Linked DNA regions of Mus musculus: regions 1 and 3 are each linked to region 2. A link is a loop called in an ENCODE intact Hi-C map of the cell type or tissue named here. Cell type or tissue: heart. All regions are shown on one strand.

Region 1 (8,000 bases), 58 kb before region 2:
GAGCAGTGCAGATCCTTGGCAATTCCAAAGCCAGCAGTGGCAGCCTAGCAGGCAGGAGGGGTTATCAGTTTGAGGTTAGTGTAGTCTGCATGGTCAGGCCTGTCTCAAAACAAAAACTAAACAGCAAAATCGCCACTGCAACAATGACTGACCTGTGGCTAGTGACAGAGCATGTGCTCTGGGCTCCATCCTCAGCACCAGAAAAAAAAATATCAGTACATTGTGGGAAGACTCCTCTGTCTCTGTCTCTCTGTCTCTGTCTCTGTCTGTCTCTTACTCTTTCTTCTTCAATCAACCCTCTTCTCACCCTCCCTGTCCTCTCTCGGATCCTTATCAGCTCTTCCCAGGATCCTTGGGGTGGGGAACAGAACCTTCAGGAAGCATGCTTCAGGGAACTCTGCTGCGCAGGGGAAGTGCCTTTTTCCTGTTCAGTTCCTCCAGGAAGGCCTTTGATGAGGTCTTGACCTTGGGATAGCTTTCCTTTTCTAAGGCATGGTGTCAGTTCTAGACCCAGGACCAGCCTTCCGGGGCCAGCCTATTTGGACACCTGCATGTGCCACAGAAAGAGGGAAGTTTGCCAGCCTGGCTCCATTGTAATAAGGGCCCAGGTCCACGGGTAAAGAACACGTGGAGCCCCTGCTGGGGTGGCCCCATGACTAGCTCTTCCTTGCAGCCTGCCACTTCTTGTTCACATGAACATAGTGTCACCAGAGTTGGCCTTGCCAACCTGCAGTCAGGGGCTGATTCCTGTCTGTTAAAGCCCATCAGACCCCCCTGATAAATGCTTTGGTGGTGAGTAGGCTCTGGGAAGGGGAGGCCTCTGGGAACGGAGAGGCCTATGGCTTGGGAGTCCTAGGGAGGCACATAGATTTAGCTTTGTTAAGAAAACCTCCAAGAGTGTTAAGGTTGAAGGAGATCATTTGACAAAGAAACACAAGGGACAGACAAAAGGCCCTGCCACCAGGGCCAGTGGGCCTGGGGTGGAGACCTAGAGTGAGTCAGTCACCCCTGCTGGCCCCAGACGTGACCCATCCAGAAGGAACACCTTTCCACTTTTGGGATAGGAATCATTTGGAAATTTGCTGTGATTATGCCAGAAACAAATGCAGTAAAATTAATGCATAAAAAAATACTGAAAGGAAATGCTGAGCTGTTGGCTCTTAGAAAAACCTATAGCAGGCAATTATAGACAATTTACATTTTTTATACCTTTTTTGATGTGTAATTTTTCAAAATTTCTACAGTGGCTACAAGCTATTGTTAAAAGGCTCAGGAGGGGGGGAGAAAGTGACACAGAAAAGAATAGCAAGAATGGTACAATCACATTTTTGAGAAATAATTGTTCTATAATGCACTGCACTATATATTCAATAGAATTTCAGTTTCATAAAACAAAAAGTTTATAGGGAAAGACTGAAGGACATAAAATTGTTATCAGTGTTTATCTCTGGATGTGTGATTCATTTAATTTTCTTTCTATCCTTTTGGAAGGAACATATTACTTTTTGAAATTACGAAAAGGCAATTGAAAAAATGGATATATTTCCATTTGTACAAGGTGTTGATTGACAGCAGGACCATAGGGATGGAGTAAATCAGTTCCTTGTTTGGCCTAGCAGAGCTGAGGAAACAGTCAATAGGCTGTGAGTGCATGAACTCTCTACCTGCCTTGGGGCTGTGGCACCGGGGAGTCAGGCTCTTAGCCTAAAGTCTCACTATGAGGAGATGTCCAGAGACACCACCTTTAAATTGGATTTGGGAGGATGAGACAGGTTTCACTAGATAAAGAAGGTCTGGTGGGAGGTGGGGCAAGGGCAGCTGGAGGGTGGGAACCTGGAAATGAGGGCCACACAGGCAAACTTGGCTTCCAGAGCAATGCAGTAAATGCTATTTGCCACGCCACACCTCTCTGGATAGGGTTGTCACAGGCTCCTTTTCCTGCTGCCTCCTGACATGCCATTGATACCAAAGCCCCATTACTGCAATGCCTAATGTTCCTGCCCTTCCTGGGGTCCTCAGATCCACACCTAAGCGCAACAATCTGTACATATGAAGGTACGTGAGTATTACTGTTTGTATGTATAAATATAATCGTTCCCCATGTCTGTAAGGTTGCTTTATTGAGTAAAACATTCCATTAGTGAGCTTTTTCAAATTCCTAGTTTGTAAAGGGTTTGATTTATCAATTGTATCCATTGCTGAAACCTGGGACTGTGCACACACTACCAAGGCAAGCACTCTACCACAGCTATACTTCTAGCAATGCCTGGGACCTTGTAAGACCTGAACCTTCAGCCTGGGCTCATATAGGGAGTTTGAGGCAAGCCTGGGTTCCATAATGAGCCTTTGTCTTCAAAAGCAACCAGCTAACCAACTAGACAACCAAACAACCAAATAACGAGGCTGTCAAGGTGGCTCAACAGATAAAGACACCTGCCACTAAACTTAATAACCTGAGTTCAATCAAGTTATCACATAGTGGAAGAAGATGGCCAACTCCCATAAGTTGTCCTCTGATTTCCACACATGCTCTGTGGTATGTGAGTGCCCACACTGGTATAGACACATATATCCCCCCAAAATAAACATAATAAGAATTTTGTGTAGAATGGATTTTGAGGACTAGAGATGTAGCTTAGTGGTATAGTACTTTGTAGTATGCTCAAGACTGTGCTCCCAGATCCTTAGGAAAAATAAACATTCTTAAAAATCAGTCTTTTGGCTGGACATGTTGGGTAGCCCCCATATGCTGGGAGGGTTGCTGGCTTCCAGTTAAGGTCTATCCGGTTCTTGGGGAAGGGCAGCCAATTCTCTAAACAAACCCTCTCTCTTTCTATCACAACTCCACATCTTTTCATGTCCCTAGTTAGCCCTTGTAGATTTGTGGTAGAGCCCCTGAGCTTTGGGGCCAAGTTCCCCAATGTCCTTTGCAGCATCCTGAAGTTTTGTTGGTGACCATGTTTGAAGGAAAAGCTGACGTGGGATGGTTTGAAGGCATTCAGGCTATTCTGTCTACCTGTTCATTCCTACTGATGAAGGGAAATCTTAGGGCAGGGTTTAGACCTGGAGCCATCTCAGTGACCCAGAGAGGATGGGGAGGTATGGCTTTATCCAAAATTGGTTCCAGGAAACATTTATTAAATTCTTGAGCCTGCATATACTGTGGATGGCTGCACTATCTTCTACTTGCCTCTTTCTATTATGCAGAATGCATAATCGACTCCAGACTCCCTTGCAGCTATAGTACCCATGTGACCAAGACTGCTTAATTATATATAAGTGAAAGAAGCTGGAAGACAGTAGTGATTTATTTTATTGTTATTACTGTTTGTGTGGTATTAGAGATTGAACCAAGAGATTCACACATGCTATATATAGAAGGACTTTACTGCTCAATTGTACTTATAGTCTTACAGTGGGTCTTTGAGAAAGCTTTTGCTAAATGGCCACCTCAGCTGACATGCCACTTTAATCTTTTCTCCTCCTTCTCTCCATTTTCCTGTATTGAACTTGGACTTCATACCTGGAGGTGCAGCAGCTATTCCTTGAAGATGAGAATAAAAGCTACATAGTGAGGATGCTAGAAGAAGAAGAAGAGAAACAATCTGATCGGTGATGTTGTAGGGCTGTTGTAACTAGTCTTAGAAAACCTCCCTTTGTAAGTAGCAAACAGTTCCCTAACTTGTTGAAGCCATATTTCTTTCTTTTCTTTTTCTGTCTGTAAGTGAGGAAATGCTAATACAAATGTAGCACATGATTTTATTCTTAGGACAACTCAACAGGCTAAAGATTGCATTTGTGTTTCACAGACAAGGCATCTCTTAGACTGGGAAGGCTCCAACAAGCCAAGCCAGACAGCTGGACAGTTGCACAGTTAGAAAAGAGATGTAGGACTGCCTGGTGTCAAAACCCTCTAGACTCTTTCTGACTTGTCCCTTTCATATGGGAGAGAATTTACCATGTCTGCTCTGTGGAGAAGCCAGTCTGTTAGACAGAATGTAGATGGTAGCCAGGAGATACAAGCAACAGGGTTCTTGTTTTATTTTGTTTGAGACAGATTCTTACTTGGTAGCACAGGCTGGCCTGGAATTCACTATGTAGCCTGTGCTTGGCTTCAATTTTAAGCGATCTTCCTGCCCCAGCCTCCCTGGTGCCAGGATTCCAAGTGTGCACCCTTAAATCTGACTGCCTTTTCCTTGTGACAATGAGTTTTTTCAAGATGACCACAGATGTGCTCTCTGTCATGGGCTAAACTATGTCCACCCCACATTCTTCTAACTTCTAGGGCCTTCAAATGTCACCTTATTTGGAGACAGGGTCATTCCAGAGGTCATCCAATTCAAACAAGGTCGTTAGCTTGGGCCCTAGTCCAATACAGCTGGCTGGCCTTGGCAGTGTCCTTAGAAGGAGGGGCACAGAGGGAGGAAGGAGTGGTGAGTCACAAATGGGGAAGTTTGGATCTCTATGGATACCTTGATCTTGGACTTCCAGCTGCCAGAGTTGGGGTGGGGTGAGGAGCTCTCTAATGCTTGCCTTGCCTGTGGGAGCTCTGGAATAAACCCAGGGATTCTTCCTCGTTGTTTGATTGAGGGTGGCTCATAGGTGCTGGGATTACAGATATGCACCACCATACTCCTCTGTTACTACAGTGCATGGGATGGATTGTAGGGTGCCTGCCACATGCTAGGTAAGCACTCTACCAAATTGAGCTACATTTTTTACCCCTCAGGACCTTTCAAACCTTTTTAAAATGATGGTTCTCAGACACTTTAACCTCCCTTTTAGACCACCACCCACCAGAGGTAGTGGAAAAGAAAGGATACGAGGGAAGTGAGCCTGTTTAGAAATGATTCTTTGGAGTATCCTGTCTGTGTTGTCTGAAAATTGACAGTTCAGTTCCCAGGTTAGCAGCAGCAGCTCTATTTACTCACAAACACTTCACAGATACACCAGCAGTCCAGTTCGGTAGAGTCAGGATAGCAAGCATGAATCAGCAGCAATGGCACTACGTAGCAGAGACAGCCAGGCCTCAGCCTTGGTATAAATCAGCAGGAGGGACCAGGAGGAAAGTCAGGCTGTGCCTCTCTTAGTGAAGTGCAGATCAGCAAAGATGAGAGACCCACAAACATTGCGCAGCTTGCTCTATAAGCAAGCCAAGCTCAGCCTCCATCACTGTCTGTGGATGCTCTCTCCCCAACAGGTCTTGCCTCAGCACCTGAGTCTGACTCTGCTGCCATCACTCTGCCAATCAGCTTGAGTCTACAGAAATGGCAAGAAACTGCAGCACACCACCAGAAGTTTTTTGGTGCATTCCTCTCTGTGGAGTCCTGACAAATGTAGCTTAATTATGCAGTGTAAGGTGGACCAACACATGAGTGTTGTTAGTGAAGAATCCTTTATCACACACCCTGTCACTTCTGTCTGCTTCAGCTAAACAAACGTTCTTTCACGAGTCTGCCTTAGCCTTTCACCTGTGTCCACTTCAGGAAAACACTCCTTCACATTTGGCCCCAGCAAAACACTATCCAACACCACTGACTTTCCAAAGAATGCTTAGAAGTGGAAGGTTTCCACTTCACCTTTCTGTATCAGATAGAATTATTTTCAACTGCTGTTTAATAGCAAATCTGAGCCTGACATAAGCAAGAAGGGATGACCGAGCTGATCACTGTCAGCAGTAGGAACAGGAACGCTGCCTCCCGCATGAAGAGTGGAAGGAAGGAGAGAAACCATTCCCATAAAGCCTTTGTGGCAGCTTATGGTTTGAGTCTAATATGTTCTTCACAGGCCCCTGTGTTTGGTCCATAGCTGGTAATGCAGTTTGGGGGAAGCTATGGAACCTTTGAGACATTGGTCTTGGCTAGTACACATAGACCATGGGGATGGACTAGTCCCATACCTGCTTCCTGATCCACCAAGATGTGAAACAGCCATAACCTCCCACTGCCAGCAATAGGATGACAACAGCATCCATGTCTTCCATGTCACCATGGACTGATAACCCATCAAACCATGAACCAGAACAAATCCATCTTCCCTTACATTGTTCCTGTCAGGTTCTGTGATAGTGATAAAAAACTAACTAATAACTAACTAATATAGGCATTGATCCATTCATGATAGTGTCACCTCATGGCTGAGAGATTCTTCTTAATGTTGTTCTAATGACAATCATGGTTTACTTTCCTCTCTCTCTCTCTCTTTCCTCTCTCTCTCTCTCTCTCTCTCTCTCTCTCTCTCTCTCTCTCTCATATGCATGTGTCTGAGCGTATGAGTTCAGGCATACATATGCTGTAGCATGCATTTGGGGATTAAAGGACAATCTTAGGGTGTCAGTCCTAGCCTTCTACCTTGTTTGTGACAAGGTTACTTGGTCACTTCAGGCTAGCTGGCCTTCTTTTAGTAAGGAGAATCTGAACTTGGCTCTCCACATTTGCATGGTAAATGTTTTGCCCACTGAGCTATCTCCTCAGTCCCTTCAGTTCATTTTTCTTCATTTTTCCTTCTTCTTCTTCTTCTTCTTCTTCTTCTTCTTCTTCTTCTTCTTCTTCTTCTTCTTCTTCTTCTTCTTCTTCTTCTTCTTCTTCTTCTTCTCTTTCATTGCTAGACATCATGGCATAAGCCTTTAATCCTAGCACTTGGAAGGTCGAGGCAGGTGGATCTCTATGAGTTCTTTGACAGCCTGGTGTACAGAGTGAGTTCTAGGGCAGCCAGAGCTACATAATAGAGAGAACTCATCTCAAAAAAAATTTACTTTTTACATTTCTTTTTTTTTATTTTCCTGTGCATGCCTGTGTGCACCTAGAGGTTAGAGGATACATTGAAGAAGGTAATTTTCTTCTGCCTTGTGGGTTCTAGGAATCAAACTCAGGTCATCAAAGTTGGTGACAAGTGCATTTATGTGCTGAGGCATCCTGCCAATCCCTTCTTTTGGCTTTTTCTCTTCTCCATCCTTTTCATGGTGCCAGAGATCCAGGTGGCACTGGCAACACGCAGCCCTTCTTCTCATTCTTGGTCCTCCTTAGGTTGAACACAGTCTTCTACCCTGGATCCACTGGGGCAACTGGAGAGCAACTTCCTGGCCCCCTGAGAGCTGGCTCCAACTGAGCTCTCTTCTCAGTTTCCTGGCAAGGGAGGGTGTCGAAAGAGGCTTCTTGGCAATAACCCTTCATATTATTAACCCAAATGAGTATCCCCAGGTGAATGAAGTTTGGTATATGAGGCTTACTGCAAAACCTCATGAGAGATGGGGGAAGGGATTAGCCCTGGCTGGCTGGCTGTTGAAGCTGGTGATAGTGTCACAGCTTTCTCTCTGCAATTCTCTGGGCTTTCACACGTCTGAACTTCTCCATACTAAAGTGCTTTAAAAGACACCTCCCAATAAAACCATACTCTTTACCTCCCTCTATTTCCCTTTTCTGTTGGTCTTCTGAAATCCACTTTGTCAGGCACACTGCATCCCAAAGACTTTAAAAGCAATATCTTCTAACCATAATGTTAGGTTAACACAAGATTATTAGCAACCCATACCAGATGTGAAAGCAGTAATCTTGCTTTGCCACTTACTGTAGTGACTTAATGATCGTATATTTTATCCTGAAGCATGGAAAATGAATATGGAAAGCATATACTCTAACACAAAAGCTATTATTTTTTAACATTCAACTTTATATAGTGTATGAAAGTGTTGACTTTCATATGGTAAGCAGGGAGACTAAATTGTATTGTTTTAAAGGAACAGCTCTAAAGCCCAAGGTGGCACCTTTTGTGCCAGGTTGAATATATACGGGCTGGCTCCTGAGTAATGAGAAGTTAAGGTGACCAGGGAAGAGGAACTAGTAGTATTTATGCAATAATAAGATCTCAATGCCTGGTTTGGGATGGACCCTTTCCGAAAGAGTCACCAGTTCAAACATTGCTCCTGATTCAATGTTCTCCAGTTTCAACATGGCCACCAGTCCCAACATTTCTATCATGACTGCCAATTGGAGCCGCTGAGC
Region 2 (8,000 bases):
GACTGTGAACTCGTAAGAGGCAGGAGCCTGAAAAACTTGTAGCTGCCTCCTAGTGACCCTGCAGCTGCCCCTGCCCCTTACCCTGTTGTTATTCCTCATTGGTTGGTCTGGTCTCTGTGACTGTGGATTGACAAAGAAAGGAATTAAAACTGGGGTTACTTTGTGGCTGGGGGGTGAAGCACTTGCCTAGCAGCCGTGAGGCCCTGGGTTCAATCTCCAGCACCACCAACAAGCAAGCAGAGAACAGAGCCGTTGGCTTCTGCTCTTGGACTTTGGAAATTAGGGAAGAGGTAGTCAGGCAAAAGAGGGGGGGGGCATGAAGGGCTAGGCTGTTGGTCAGGGGCCCCCCAAGGAGCCAGGAAACCTTGTCCGCTACAGGCAGCCTGGGTAAACCCTGGACCCTGTGGCCTCCAGTGGTTCCCAGAACCCTGACAAATTGTCCTTGTCTTCCGGGACTCTTGGTTCTGGGCACCTTGTCCTGTCCTGTCCCCTGCAGCTCTCCACACAGTGCTTGGCAAGAACGGCCCAGACACACTGGAGAAAAGCTGGCAGCGTGGAACAGCATGCTAATGTGGAGCGTCCGTCCCTCGTCTTAACTCAGGCCTCAGTTCAGCCGGCTACCTCCAAGTCTGTCAGCAGACTTGTAGAAAGGCCCAGTGGAGGGCCTGTGGAGAAGAATTGGGGGGGGGGGGGTTTCCAATCAAGCCTCTCAGGCCACTGACAGGGACGGAACATTCCTCACCATGGCTGGGGGAAGAGGACAGGACTAAGCTGGGGAAGGGCCCCAACTACACATATCCTAAGGAATAAAGGGACTGCTTGTGGCTTCTCTGTTGTGTGTGAGGTGGGAAGGGCAGCCTCAAGGTCTGATAGTACAGGGCCCAACTGCACAGAATACACAGGGATACCCTCTGCTTGCTGCCAAATGTGTCCACCCCTGGGGAGTGGTGCTTAGCTGGCCAGCCTTGCTTTCTTCTTGGTGCTCCAAGGTGATTCTTGTTTTGCCTGGTGACTTTTCGACTCTTCATCATCTCCCCCCCCCACCCCCGTTCCCAGGCTTAAAGACCTAAAAGGTCACCTTGCCCAGCTCCCTGCATTTCTCAAATCTTCCCACTACACAGCCATGGGAAACTCTCAAAAACACACTTGGATCTCAAAAACCTTCCACAGCTCCTCACTGCCCTCTGGAGAATGTTTGAACCCCTTAGGTGAGCCTCCCTGGGCCAGGCTTAGGTGATGGGGTCCTGTGATTGTTTACTCTTATCTCTATGCTCACCCCACATTCCACATGGTGGTAGCCTGAGCTCTCTATTGCGCTACAGAGTACACTAAAGGGTGCCCCCTCATCAGACTGGAGGCTCTTGGAGGGCAAGGGTGAGCAAATCTTTGCTGGTTTTGCTTTATTTAGTACAGCCTCATGTCAGTAGGATGGCTAGGGAAGTGGAGCGTGGTGTGGGAATCTCACACCTGTAATCTATAGAGTGTGTGCTTTCGGGAGAGGCCAGTGAGCCAGTGTGGAGAGAAGCTTACAGGGGTGTGGGGGTGTGGGGGTGTGGGGGAGTTAATGGAGTGCAAATGGAGAGAGGGGGAGGGGGATGGAGAGGGAGGGGGAGAGAGAGAGAGAGAGAGAGAGAGAGAGAGAGAGAGAGAGAGAGAGGTGTCAGGGACAGAAAAAGATAGAAAGATGGAAGGGATCAGAGAGAGGGACACACACATACACAGAGAGAGAGGGAGGGAGTGGGAGTGGGAGTGGGAGAGGGAGAGGGAGAGGGAGAGGGAGAGGGAGAGGGAGAGGGAGAGGGAGAGGGAGAGGGAGAGGGAGAGGGAGAGGGAGAGGGAGAGGGAGCCAGAGCTTTGTATCCCCTGGCTGCCCTAGGCTCTCTGGACAGCATGATATGTCAGTGCCCCCAGGCTTTTCCCCCAGGGCTCATGAGGTCACAGATTAGAGTTGGAATTTCCAGGCTGTATCCTCTGTGCGGTACTTCTGGCAAGCTTCCCCCAATGGCAGGGGACTTCTTGGGGACACCTGCCTGATGGAGTGTGGAACAATTGCCCCCTTACCATGAGCATTTCTATACAGATTTGCTCTCTGGCTCCACAGCTCCTCATGGGTGGTGGCCCTCTTCCTAAGTCCCTCCCATAGCACCTTAGAGGAATATGAGGGCCTGGGAGACCCAATGGGGCTCTGAAGTGAGTCACTGAGAAAGAAGGTATGTCTTCAACTTCTTTTCCTTTGGGAGGAGAGCTAAGTCCAGGTGGGGTGTCCAGCGACCTCAATATCTGTTCAAATGCAAGTCTCACCCAAGGGCCAGAAAGTGGGCAGGAGGTTCCTTTGTCCTACCTGCCCTGGAGAGATCTGCCCAAGCTCTTCCACATGTGTCGCTAAACCCTCGCTCTCATTAGAATTGTTCAGAGTGGCTTCAGTGGCCTTGGACATGGTGGCTCAACTCATAGAAAGGGGACAGTACTAGGCTTTGGTGACCGCTGTTCTAGTCCCAGCTTTGCCATCAGATGGCTTTGAATAAGATGCTCATTTTCTTGGACTCTCCATTTTTAATCAGTGAGACTGGGGCAAAGCCTGACAGTTCGCTCCTTTACTAACTTGTTGTTGGGAAGAACCTAAGATACAGGACAGTTCCAGCCCTAGTACCTGGTGCTGTCCTTCTGGAACTTCCCAGTGGCCCTTAGTGAGCCATGCCAAGTGACCACACACTGACAGCTGGAAACGGGAGCAGCAGTTAGCTTCCTCGGGCCAAGATTACAAGGCTTCCTTTGGAGTCTCCTGGCGATGATGCTATTCTCGCTTCTTTCTATTTAGGGTGGCCACCTTGGTTCAAGACTGCATCATTACTAAGTAGTCCAAGGCCAGCATCTATATGTCTGTCTGTTCCAGCCTCACATAGCCTTCTCTCTAGATAAGCAGTTCCTAAGTATTGGGTCACAGCCTCTTTGAGGGAGGACAGGGGGCGAACAACCCTTCACAGTGATCACCTAAGACCACTGGAAAACAGATCTTTACATTACTATTCCTAACTGTAGCAAAATGACAGTTATGAAGTAGCAATGAAAACAGTTCTGTGGTGTGTGTAGGGGTCATCACAACACAAGGGTGACAGATTAGGAAGGTTGGGGAGCACTGATCTAGATACAAGGGGCACAAGGGGATCAGAGATGGTTGTACCACAGCCAAGGTCAGAGACAGGATCACCCCTGGAGTCCTAACCCAGTCTGCAAGTCAGACCTGCATGGAATCTCTGGTCTATTCTGCCAGAGCCTGCTGGGCCTGGCCTGCCTCCCCAGTCTGCTGTGGCCTCCTTGGGAGAGCCCTCTGGAGCCAGCCTGTGGCCATGCCTGGCTTGACGCCAGCCAGTCAAGCCAGGACTTGAAGATCAGGCTGGACTGTGGTGTCTAAATAAAGGGCGTCCTCGGGATTAGAGCAGAGGTCAGGAGAGGACATGGCTGCAGCTGACCAGCCCGACAGGGTGGCCTTAGTGGCCCATCAGTACACAAACCAGCTCCACCCTCCAGCTCTCTGCCAGCAGGGCTATGAGGGATCTTCAGGGCTGGGGTCAGCCTGGGGTCAATGCCGACATAAAACCCAGCTGACTAGAGCCAGACCACCTACATATTTAAACAGATCTTCGAGAATGAAGGGGCTGTATCCACCCTTGCAGATGGAGAATGAATGGCAAGCTGGGAACTAGAACTTTCTTTGCTTTGAGATTTTTTTTTTCCCTTTTAGGAACTGATACCTTGAAAGGATCTTTCTGTGTTTTCCCTTCTCACTCTGCTGGAAGAAATGGTAGAACCCATATCCTGTTTGGTTCTGGGGGAAAAGGTAAAACTTGTGCACGCGCGCGCGCGCGCGCGTGCGCGCGCGTGTGCGTGTGCGTGTGTGTGTGTGTGTGTGTGTGTGTGTGTGCGCGCATATACTGGGGGCAAGGAACAGAGACATGTCATTTTAAAAATCCAGATGAACGAAAAGAACCTGACCCTGCTCACTTCATATTCCCTATTTTATCCACAGAAAAAGGGAGTCAAAAGGAGCAAGGCAGGAACATGGGAAACACGGCCATGGCTGAAGTCTTATCTGGGTTAAAAACCCCGGGAGTGCTCCGCTTTAATTTTTTGGTATAGCAGGATCAAGGAATTGATTCATTCTGGCTGCGCTTCCTGTCATTGTTTCTGCTAGCCGTGTTTGATCTGTGATTCACGTGTAGATCTGCTAGCCATGCTCTGAAAGAAATAATATATTCTGCATTGCACTGGGTCAGGCTCAACCATGGACCTCCTTTTGCTGGGATGATTTCAAAGACACAATGCGCTTGCGCGTGCGCGCACACACACACACACACACACACACACACACACACACACACACGAGAGAGAGAGAGAGAGAGAGAGAGAGAGAGAGAGAGAGAGAGAGAGAGAGATGCTGGCTTATGCACACAGTGTTTGTGTAAAGGATTAAAAGAATGAAAGGCCAGAATGTAAGCACAGTTCCAAGGCATGGAGTGGCTATGGCTGTGGCCCTCACCCACTGACCTAGGCCAGCCATGTCTCCTTTGAGTCAGGTATGTGTGCACCCCACCCCTGCAGGCAGGGGCCATGCTAGCTCTTTGATGGGTGAGGCTATTATTAGTAACAATGGTTTCCAGCGAAAGAGCAATTTTCCCCAATGCAGTAGTCGTCCTCTTCCTTCGCGTCCCAAGCCGAACAGAGACAAAAATGACATTAAGCAGTGCAGGCGCCCGAAGAGATGAAATACTCCACACCTCCCAGCTTAAATTGGACTGGGCGTTTACTGGCATTTTAAGGGCCAGAGGGAAGTTGAAGCAACTGCAGGGGTAACACACACGTGAAAAATGGAAGGCCAGACAGCCTGGGTAAATAAGAGACATGCCTGGAGTTTTAGCGCAGGGTCATAAAAGTTGACAGGAGCCGTTTGGACTGGAAATGGCTGGGTGGGTATCACTGCCAGGTTTTGGCAAGCGCCTGGTTGTTGAATACTACAAAACTGAATAGATTAGAAGAAAAGGAGGAGGAGGAGGAGGAGGAGGAGGAGGAGGAGGAGGAGGAGGAGGAGGAGGAGGAGAGACAGAGACCCAAGGCTATCAAAGAAAAAAAAGCAACAGGAAACCACCCACGCAGAGTCCACCCACTCCCTCCCTCACTCCTTGCCCCCTCCCTTTGTTTAGATAAGGTGTCTGCTACAGTTGCTGGCCAGCAGCCAGCTTTCTGTCTTCAAACTTGGGACTTTGGTGCCACACAGGAGACAAGACTCTCTGATGCTGCCTGCCTGAGTGTCAGCAGCACCCTGAGGGTCCCTGTGGCTTTGTGTTCCCGGAACGATGATTTGTTTGACAACTGGCTTTCCTTCCAGACTGATCTTCCAGCCTGGCACTAGGTGTGAGTCCTTTGAGGCCCGGCAGGGCTGTGGAGAGAAGGAGGAGGCACCTTGGGCCACCAGGTTGGGCCACTCTCTAATTATGATGGCCTCATAAAGGAAGTCCAGAGCCAAAGGGTGAGGAAGGTTTTTGGTCTCAGGCAGGAACGAAAGTGTTACAGATCATGAGGGATGAAGAAGTTAAGTGCTGGCCAAGCAAGCCCAATAAAGTGGATTTATTCTGTGCCACACAAAAGATTTTTAATAAGCATGGAGAAAGGTGCCCTAGCCCCCCACACTGGCCACCACGTTTCAGATGTCCTGTGGGAGCCAAAAACAACACTCAGGAGCCTGGAAGACTGGGAGGAGGCCTTGGCTTTGTTTTGTAGTTCTCCTGGGGTCAGAGAGGGCTTCTCTGGTGAGTGACAGCCCAAGGTGGTTCACGTGCTGGTGGGACAGCAGTAAACAACCCTTTTGGATACGTTGCTCAAGGATAACTGGGTGTGACACTTACCTTGGGCTCCTTTCTGGCTTTCTCTAAGAATCTAGAACCTTACATTAGTTTGACAATTAGCCTTTGGGCTCCTAAAAGCTTATGGGGGAAAGCCAGAAAGATTTATTTTACCTGTGGCACTTGGAATCAGTATGTAGGGGCCTTTCTTCTGTGAGGACTACTCTGTGGCTCACAGAGCTTTCGAAAACAGTTGGTCTACCCTGCTTGATCTCACAGTTTCCTATTCTCTTTCCTCTATAGGTGATCTTGGAGAGCTGAGGCGTGCTGGCCCACCCAGGACAGGAAGGGCACCATTCTAGGACATCAAGGAGGACACTAGCCTGCTTGTCATAGTGTTAGGATTTGACTGGTTGTGTTAAAGGTAAGGTGGTAGGCAGAGAATTGAGTGGCTTTTAGCCAGTGCCGTACAGTGTGACAATACTGGCTGTGGCCTCGGCTTCGTCTTTCCATGACATCTGTGTGTGATACATTTGCTAAGAGCTCCAACAAAGATGACCCAGAGGATGGGGCGGGTTTTCCCCTCTCAGAGAAGGAGATACGCCCCAGTGCCAGTGACTGCTGGTATTCACTTAGCCAGTGAGCTTTGCACTTTGTTGATTCAAACTGTAAAGTCAGGCTGGAGGAGACTGAGCTACACCATACAGAAAATTGTGTTTCTAAGCCAGCTCTTGTCTGTTGCTTCTAAGTATCATGTTTTGAGAGCTAGCTTTCCAGCCCAGGCTGGCCTCAAACTTGCTATTCTCCTGCCTCAGCCTCCCCAGTGCTGGGAGTAGAGGCATGAACACCAGACCAAGTTTTTTTTTGCAAAGGTTTTCTCTTATTCCTACCTCCCCCTAGACCTGGTTTTAAATGGACGCAGGTGGAACACATGGTAAGGTGGCATGAAGAAAGAGAAGAAAGTAAGGTGAGGGGGAGGAGGGTGTACAGGTCTCATTACACATTGATCGTGGCTGGACAGTTGCTCTTTCCAACTTGGAATCCTGGGGACTCCTCCTCTGGAACTGTGTCATGGGAAGGTGGGAGGATAGAGAGGTGAAGAAAGGTTTCGAAGGAGGTAGAAAACTCTCACAGAGCTCTTGGCTTGTAACTTGTTTCTGGAAAGATTAAAAAAAAACATCGTGATTATGTCAATAAAAGGAAACAGACAAACAAAGCTATGACACCTTGCTTGTGCAGAAATGACTTGACTTAGGCGACCTTAGGTTTCAGGAACAACAAAGAAGAGTCAAAGTATGTTTGGCATTTCCTGCTTTGGAGTTCACTCTTTCGCTGGTCACCTAAGTGCTTAGATACCTTTTCAACTGAACCTTTTTACTCATTGTTTGTACCCTTCCTTCGTTCTTTTCTGTCTGTCTCTCATGGGCACATGTGCATGAAGGTGTGTGCGCGTGTGGGCACATGTACACGCCACATGCACGTGGAGGCTGGAAGATGACATCTCTCATCTTCTGCCTCCCTCCTTCTTAGTTTTTGAGACAATGAATGCAGAGCTCACTGGTTGGCTAAGTTGGGGGATAACAGGCTTCTAAGATCTTCCGAGGTTCCCCAGCCCCCAGATCTGGGATTACAGACAAGTACCACCATGCCTGGCTTTAATGTAAGTTCTGGAGATCTGAATTCAGGTCCATATGCTCATGGGACAGGCACTTTTTCTGGCTGAGCCATCTCCACTGCCCTGCGCCCTCTTTATTTTGATTTTACACACTCTTATAATATACTAGGGGATTCTACAATTTCTTCTGTCTCTGCTTTTGTTTCCATTTGGATTTCTGGCTTGGATCAGAACTAGAAAGGAAGAGGAACAAGCTTGGGGAAAGTTAAAGAATTCAGATTTGGGCATAGACTAGCAGGCTTCTGAGATAGCAGCACAGCAGGGACTGTGGAGCAAAAGACGAATAAATAGGAGCAAACTGAATAAGAAAAAAAAGAAATAAAAAAGAAAGGAAAGGCCATGACTGCTCCTAGGTATGGTGGAGAAAGTTTATTATAAGTATAAGGGAGAGCATAGCCAGAGGCAGACACATCTGGGAGAGTCCAGAGTGGTCATGACCCTGAACCATGTGGGGAGAGTGGGAGGGGAAGGGAGAGAGGGAAGCCAAA
Region 3 (8,000 bases), 54 kb after region 2:
TCCCCCTACAAGGGAAAGTAGAAATAATAGAAAATTTTAAAACTTATGTGTTTTTATCTGTGTATCTCTGGGTGGGTATGTGCACATGAGTACAAGTCCCCAAAGAAGCCAGAAGGGGACATCAGGTCCCCTGGAGTTGGAATTCCAGGCAGTTGTAAGCTGCCCAATGCGGGTGCTGGGAACTGAAGTCACAGACTCCAACTCTTCAAAATAGTTTGGTAAAAATAATACTTTCTAAACGAAGTCTTAGTATGTAGTCAGGGTGGCTTCAAATTTGCCATCCTCCTGCCTTAGTCTCCAGTTCCTACGTACTGGAATTGTAGATATATACTACCATGCCTGGCTTGGACCTTTGCTCTTTTTAAAGTTTTTGAACATTTTTTGTATTTATGCTGCATTCTTTGACAATAGTGTATACTTGTATAATGTACTTTGATTGTTCCAAATGCTACCTTCTACCACTCTTATTCCTCACTCCCTCTAAAACCCCCATCCCCTTTTGAGACAATGTTCTACACTGGAATCTGAGGCTTGCCCATTAGGCTAGGTTGGCTGACCAGTCAGCCTCAGGGACCTGACTGTCTCTGCCTCTGCACACTAGAACTACAAGCTGTACGTAGAAGAGCATACTACGATGCCTGGCTTTTTATGTAGGTACTGAGTGAACCATCTTCCCAGTCCGTGGACTCTAGTTCTTGGATGGGATGGGCCATGTTGGCTCACACCTATGATCTCAGCACTTGGGAGACTAAGAAATGAAGATCACTGTAAGCTTGAAGCCAGCCTGGGCTATAGAATATGACCTTGTCTGGGGAAAAAAAAACCCTAACATCAGAATGTAAGAAAGGCACGTGCTATGGAAGATCTTACAACCATCTTGCAAAATATTATCTGCTTTTTTTTGTTTTCCTTCTTAAATCTTAAATTTTATTTATTCATTCATTTCATTCATTTATTTTTAAAATCTCACTTATCCCAGGGTGGATGGAAACTTATATGTAGCTGACAATGACCTTGAATTTCTGATTCTCCCGACTTCATCTCCCTAGTTCTATGTTTACAGATGTGCACCGTCATACCCAGTTTCTGCAGTGCTGGGGATAGAACCCAGCACTTTCTAGGTGTATGCTAGGCAGGCATTCTGTTGATTGAGAAACATCATGAGCTCCAATTAATTTAATTGATTGTTGTTGTGTATGTGTGTGCATGTGTATGGTGTTTGTGTGTGTTTGTGAGTGTTGGCACATTTGGCAGTCAGAGGACAGTTTGACCGTTTTGAGAGACAGTTCTATCTTTCTACTGTGACTTGTTGTGCTATCTTGCTCATTGCCTATCCCCACCCCACCCCATCCCCCTTTTTAAAGTCATAGACAGGTCCCAACTGGTCATAAATTAAGCCCTAATTCATTCTGGAGACACGTTCCTTGGTGAAAACATACTAAGTGAACAGAGCCTTGTTTAAGAGCTTTTATTCTGGTTCCATCAGTTTTCCTGCTAAACCAGGCACACTGCTCCATGGAAGACAGCAGCTATCAGCAGAAGCCTTTGGTCTGAAGGAGTATTGCCTTCAGCTTTTGCACGTACACATGCAGGAGGCTCTGAGCGCAGCAATGGGATTCTGAGCTTTATCAGGTGCAGAAGTCTGGCTTGGCCTTAATTTGTTTTTTTTTTCCTTGTTATGGGTTCAATTGTGCCCCCCTCCTCCAATACATTGTGCAAAATTGTGAGGTAGTGGGTGCATGCATGTACACATATTCAAAGTGACCAAGAGCCATTATAGGTTTCAGCTCATCCACACAAGGATGTCCCAGTAGAAAAGAAGTCTGTAACCCTTCTTTCCTGGGCTTTTCCTATGTGATGGAGAGTTTCCCACACCAGTAGGAAGCTATCAGTGGTAAGAACTATTGTAGGCTGGAGAGATGGCTCAGCAGTTAAGAGCAGTGCTCTTTCAGAGGTCCAGAGTTCGATCCCCAGCAACCACATGGTGGCTCACAACCATCTCTACTGAGTCTGATGCCCTCTTCAGGTGTGTCTGAAGACAGCACCAGTGTACTCATGTGCATAAGTTTAAGAAGCTTGGACGAAGAGACATCATAATCAGAGGTTGGACCATGGCTCAATGAGTAAAGTGCTTGCTATGCAAGTGTGAAAACCTGAGTTCAGAGCGCTGGAGCCTGTGTAAAGTTAGATGTGCTAACACAGCTGTAAAGCCAGCACTCCCAAGCAGAAATGGGAGGAGGCAGATGCGGGAGACTTTCTGGGAGCTCACTGGCCCACTTAGCCTTGGCGACATGCCAGCAAACAGCAAGAGACCCTGCCTCAAACAAGGTAGAAAGTGAGAAGGATCTACATATGAGGTAGTCCTGCACACTCCTACACATACACACACACACACACACACACACACATACACACACATACACACACATACACACACACACACATACACACACATACACACACACATACACACACACACACATACACACACACACACATACACACACACACACACATACACACACACATACACACACACACACATACACACACACAGACACACACACTTTTTCAAAAAGAAGTGCTCAGCCAGGCATGTGGCGGATGCCATTAATTCCAGCACTTTGGAGGCAGAGGCAGGCATGAGTTCGAGGCCAGCCTGGTCTACAGAGAGAATTCCAGGACAGCCAGGGCTATGCAGAAACATCCTGTCTTACAACCCCTCTCCCAGAAAAAAAGGAGGGACCATAGCCCTCCTCAAGCCAAGGAGAAACGCCTCAGAAGGAGCTGACCCTTGACCTGTTCAGAACCATGAGAAAGTAAATACGGGGTGTCTAAGGTCCTCGGCTGGCTGGCAGTACTCTTCTTTCTTGTGGTGCTGGGGATTGGGCCCAGGGGCTCACAAATGCTCAGCAAGTGCTCTACCCTTGAGCTACACCTGCAGCCCTCCTTCTCCTTCGTGAGACAGGGTCTTGTCTTTACCTTGCTCTATAGGGCAGGCAGGCTTGGCCCTCCAGTCCTCCATCCTCCGCTTCCTGCATGGGCCCAGTTAGTCTGTGATGTTTTGTTGTGTGAACCTGAGCAAACAGAGACAATTGTCCCCAAATCTCCTTTATAGACGTCCCAAAAGGCATGACTGAGGGTGGGCACACTTGCTTAGAATGCTTCTGTCTAGGGGTAGCTTCATCTGCAAACACAGAATGCTGCTTTGATGAGACTAAATGCAGGTCATTCAGGGGGTCCTGGCCTGGCCACTGAGGGCTGACCTCAGAATAGATCCAGATGTCAACCAGCTTGAGAGAAAAGAAGACTGAGGTAAGGAGCACCAAGACAGGCCCTGCTGGCCTAGGAGCACTGTGGACACCCCTGTGTATCCCAGGCCTGTCATCTAAGGTGCACAGTTATCTCTGAGGACTTCCTCCTCCTGTGCTGTTTCCACTGCACAGGGATCCAGGCCCTCTTGGTCCCATGCATTTTTTATTTTGCTATATTCTTTCCATTGTTCTGATGTGAATAATTTAAAGTGATACAAAAGGGGACCTATTAACTCCCGGACCCCACCCCCACCCCCGGAGCCCATCTCTTTCCTGTTGTGCCCTGTTGTGCCTGCAACACCCTCTTGAACCTTTTCCTCAGGTCAACACATGCACATGCAAACTCGTTCCTCCTCCCTGCTCAGGTCTCAGTGGACAGCGGATGTGACATTTTTGTGTCTGACTCTCTCAAGCCTCTCTCATCGCCTTTCGCTCCTTGCATTCTCTGAGGTAGTACATGTGAGGAAAGAGCTGTTTCAATTTGAGAAGTAGCTTGATCTCTCTCTCTCTCTCTCTCTCTCTCTCTCTCTCTCTCTCTCATCACACATGGTGTGGCACTCCCTCGGGGGCTACCCAGGGAAAAGGGAAGAAACAGTTGCAGACAAGATTTGTCCCTTTGCTCTCGATGAAGGCATGCAGGGTGAGTTTTGGAGTCATAGCCACTTAGGGGATTTTGTGTGTAGCCTGGATCTTCCAGGCGAAGGCAGAGCTGCAGCTGGCTGCTGGCATTGTCTGCAAAGCAGCCTTGAACCAGGAAGCAGGCTGGACTCATCAGGAGAAGGCATAGCCAGGATTTCCTGAAGGTTCTGGCCTCGAGCCTGTAACCCAGCACTGTCCAATAGAAATAGAACTTGAACAGCATTCAAAAGAAAACAGGCGAGGGTAATTTGAATAATATATTTTATTTATTACCATTTATCCAAAATATTACCATCTCAGTATGTAATGTAGGCAAAAAAGATATTAATGAGGTGTTCCACATTATTTTCTTGAAACTGAGCCTTAGAAATCCCCCTGCGTCTTTCACACTTAACAGCAAATCTCAATTTAGAACTGACCACATCTAAGCAAGCTCAATAGCCACATACAGCTGGTGGCAAGCATACAGTGATAGTCTAGCCTAACCAAGCCTGGAGGCCGCACTCCAGCCTGCTGCTTAATCAGTGGCATGCAAATGCCCGCTTCCAGTACACTTGAGGAGCTGGAGAGGGGCCCCGCGAAGAGCGCACAAAATCAGCCTCCCTGCGTTACTATTGCTAGCACTGTTCATCCTTAATGCGCTGGCAGAGCTGGAGTCCAGCCCTGTTGCCAGTGGCTTCCAGTTCACACACAGGGCTCTGCTGGGAAATTGTTGACCCACATTCTCTTTTCGGGGAGCTAAGTATATAGTCTCCAAGTGATCTGGCCCTGTCCCCCAGCTGGGGCCTCACCTCCTAGGTATGTGTTTCTCCCCCTTGCCTTAGGTCCCAGCACCCCTCTGGCCTGTCCCTTCTATATATAGCTCTCTGTGGTGACAGCTGGCCCTGGGATGACTCATCAGCCACCGTGGGTGTCTCCGGACGGAACCCTGAACATTTATTCATAGGGTGTTTTAGCAGCTTCTGGTCTCTTCCTATCAAGTCCTGTCTTGGGGAATTGTCCTTAAAAAAAAAAACAAAAACAAAAACGTGGAGATTGAGGATTTGATTAACAAGTAGGCCTCTAGCTGCAGCTCTCTGGGGGCTGTGCAGGCTTGACTTGGAGAAGTCTGTCAATGGTAAGGAATCAATCCCCTCTCGGATGTCTTGGATAGGAGCATTTCTCGCCTTTGTTCTGAATGCCTAACTAGCCCTGGACTGCCTTGGCAGTGGGGCCCAGGAGATTCCAGCTCCTTTCTGAAGTTTCTAGGGCTTCTCACAGGACTGCTGGTAAAGCCTATCTCTTGTTAGTGGGCCATCAAGGCAGTTGGCAATACTGGGCCAAGGAAGGCAGTTTGGCTCACCTGAGTGCCACCCTGGGCAAGTCCTTTCCCGTAGCTGAGCTTCTGATTTCTCTTTTGCATGACCACTGACCACTGTACCACTGTACCACTGTGAGGGGCCTCCTGTGACAACTGTCATTACTGTCCAGCCAGACCTATTACTTCTGTTTCCCCCAAAACAAACCAAAGTGAGGATTTGTAGGGGAATCCAGACACACTATAAGGGCAGAGCAGAAGTAGGGTGAGAAGGGGAGAGAGCCAACCAATTGTAAAGTTCTCTACAAAGTGCCTTACTCAATTTGGGCTACTACAGCCAAAAACCATAGGCATGGTAGCCGACAAGACATTGAAGTAGTCCTCACAGTTTTAGAGGTTGGGGGTCAGTTCTGGGGAGACTCCTTTCTAGGGTGTTCCTCCTTGCACCCTTGTATGTGTAAAGAGGGAGGAACTCTGAGGTCTCTTTGGCCAAGGTACTAGACACATTGGGCAGGGTTCTACCACCCTCACCAGAGTGCATCATCTCCCAAAGGTCTCATCACCTTAAGAGTTGAGATTTCCCTTCATGAATTTAGAGGACAGACCATTCCTTTTGTAACAAGAGACTCACCCTAGCTTCAGCCCATAGTGAGTTCTGGAGGGGGAAGTTACACGACTCATCTGTCTTAAATGTTGGAATGAATCAGGCCTTTCTGGCAATCAGGAACCCTACTGTTGAGTTACTTCCCATGTGTGTGTGGGGGGGTATGTGTGTTGTGGTGTGTGTGTATGTGTGTGTGTGTGTGTGTATGTGTATGGTGTGTGTGTGTGTTGTGTGTTGTGTGTTTGTGTGTGTGGTGTGTATGGTGTGGGTGTGTGTTGTGTGTTTGTGTGTGTGTGTGTGTATGGTGTGTGTGTGTGTTTGTGTGTGTGTGTGTGTGTGTGTGTGTGTGTGTGTGTGTATTTGAGATAAGGTCTCACTATGTAGCTTTGGCTGGCCTGGGACTCACTATGTGGACCAAGCTGACCTGGAATTTAGAGATCTATCTACCTCTGCCTCCAGAGTGCTGCTTTTAGAGGCCAGCACCACCACACCCACTGTGTGAGAGGGTTTTGTTCTCAGCTGTCCGGTAGCTTTCTTCCTTTCGCCCACCTCTTTGCCCCAACTTTGTAGGGTCTCATCTTCAGGTCATCCCACCACCAGGGCTTCTCAGACCTGTCTCTAGCTGCAAGCCTTGTGGTTTTTCACCTCAGTTTTCAGCTTCTAACTCCCGTCCTCCAGCCTTGGTTTTCCTTCTGTGCCCCTCGGGACTTGAAGTAACTTGACCAGAGGGCTGCTGGGTACGTGGCTGTACACAACCCTTAACTCCTGTCCCCTTTTATCACTCACTACTGTGACCAAGCCCAGGTAGAGGGGGCATGCAATACTGAGTCTACCAAGGCACCATCGTCCCTGAGTTTTCCATCCACTAGTGCAGATGAATTCATTTTCCATTCTCAGGAATTCACAGTTTGAATGATTCCCCCGCTGGAGTCATCTTGCTGCAGCTGGGATTCTGTTTATCGCAGGCTGAGGAATTTGCTTTTCCACCCCAGTAGAATTCTCTCCCCACGCCTTCCTCCTCTCGTGTCCCCTCCCTTTCTTCCCCTCCTCCCTAGTTCCTCTCATTTTCCTTTCTTTTCTAGCACTTCTTGGCTCCCCTTCCACTTAATTCCTCCCTGATTTTCCACTTCCCTCCTCTGCTCCTCTCCATTCTTCCTCCACACCCCCTTTTTGGTGTTCTTAGGGTGACAGTGACCCAGGACAGAGCCAGAGCTGTTACGCTGTGTGAGAGAACACTCCAGAGCCTGCAGGCAAACCCACGCCTGAGGTGAGCAGCCACAGCAGGGAGACAGTTGACAAGTGTCCAGGGACTGTGTTCCTGATTCAGTCACTACAGAGCCCTATTATTTCTAACTTAAAAAAAAAATAAACCAACGTTACTTGATGCAAGGCACCACATGCACTTGATATTTGGTCACAGTGGAATTGAAGAAGGATGCTTTTAAGAGTGTCATTAAGACCAACACTATTTGAGAATTTTACGGAAATTCCATTGAGTTCTTTGAAAAGAAGAGTGCTACCTTGCCTTCCCAACAATGCTTTTTCTTCCTGTTGTTCCCTTATTTCTCCCATCACGGCTCTGGCTTATTAGCGTTTTCACTGCATCAACCACAGTGTACCCGTGATCCTGGGACTTTCGAGCCTGTGGCATCTAGCCATGTGAGTCTGCTCTTGGAATCTTGGGTTATAGTCAGCCAGCCTTGGAGCAGGAGGAATCCAAGTGTCAGTTTCCCATCTTCTACCTCCGACTAATTTTTCCTATGGGGTGTCTGCACTGGGAACAAAGATCCCCTGGCCCAGGATTGTGTAGTGATGGCTAAAAGTCACACCAGTCGAGACCATGCCAAAGAAATGAGGTCAGAGCTTTGGTCTGTTCACTTGATACCACAGGGGATGATGACTTTCTGGGCACAGACAGTCCTACCTTGGTTGTCTACCCATAAGCAATGTTGCCCTGTTTTCCATTTGTCACAAAATGTAGGGGAGAGGATGGCAGGTGGTCCATGGTGACTGGTAATCACTGTAAACTCACTGGAAGGAGAAATCTAGAAACACTAAGGTAATTGCGTGACGTGCTGACATCTTGGTGAGGTTTGTTGAGAATCTGCTGACTTAGTTAGGGTTTACATTGCTGTGAAGAGACACC

The links. Peaks named below come from ENCODE experiments on the same cell type or tissue, not always from the same donor. Only the 100,000 strongest peaks of a DNase experiment are listed, where the experiment ranks them.
Region 1: it touches region 2 in a loop (2.0-fold over the local background); 2 of 42 quality-filtered maps call a loop at or near these places.
Region 3: a loop joins it to region 2, with 2.6 times the contacts of the local background. A loop is called at or near these places in 2 of 42 quality-filtered maps.

The regions. Positions count from the first base shown.
Region 1 is chrX:11,948,808-11,956,807 of GRCm38, reverse strand. No RefSeq gene overlaps it. Among named protein-coding and RNA genes, the nearest start is that of Gm34301, 49 kb to the left of the region's middle. In heart, no CTCF peak of the experiment used is centred here; DNase peaks (open chromatin) are centred at 437 and 4,417; H3K27me3 peaks cover 724 bases.
Region 2 is chrX:11,891,007-11,899,006 of GRCm38, reverse strand. Gm52427 (a long non-coding RNA gene) reads left to right here and starts at 3,752. Exons shown (of 3, transcript XR_003953078.1): 1 at 3,752-3,838; 2 at 6,141-6,261. In heart, no CTCF peak of the experiment used is centred here; a DNase peak (open chromatin) is centred at 3,406; H3K27ac peaks cover 1,865 bases; H3K27me3 peaks cover 2,924 bases.
Region 3 is chrX:11,836,575-11,844,574 of GRCm38, reverse strand. No RefSeq gene overlaps it. Among named protein-coding and RNA genes, the nearest start is that of Gm26314, 9.9 kb to the left of the region's middle. In heart, no CTCF peak of the experiment used is centred here; DNase peaks (open chromatin) are centred at 4,064 and 4,824; H3K27ac peaks cover 3,481 bases; H3K27me3 peaks cover 1,127 bases.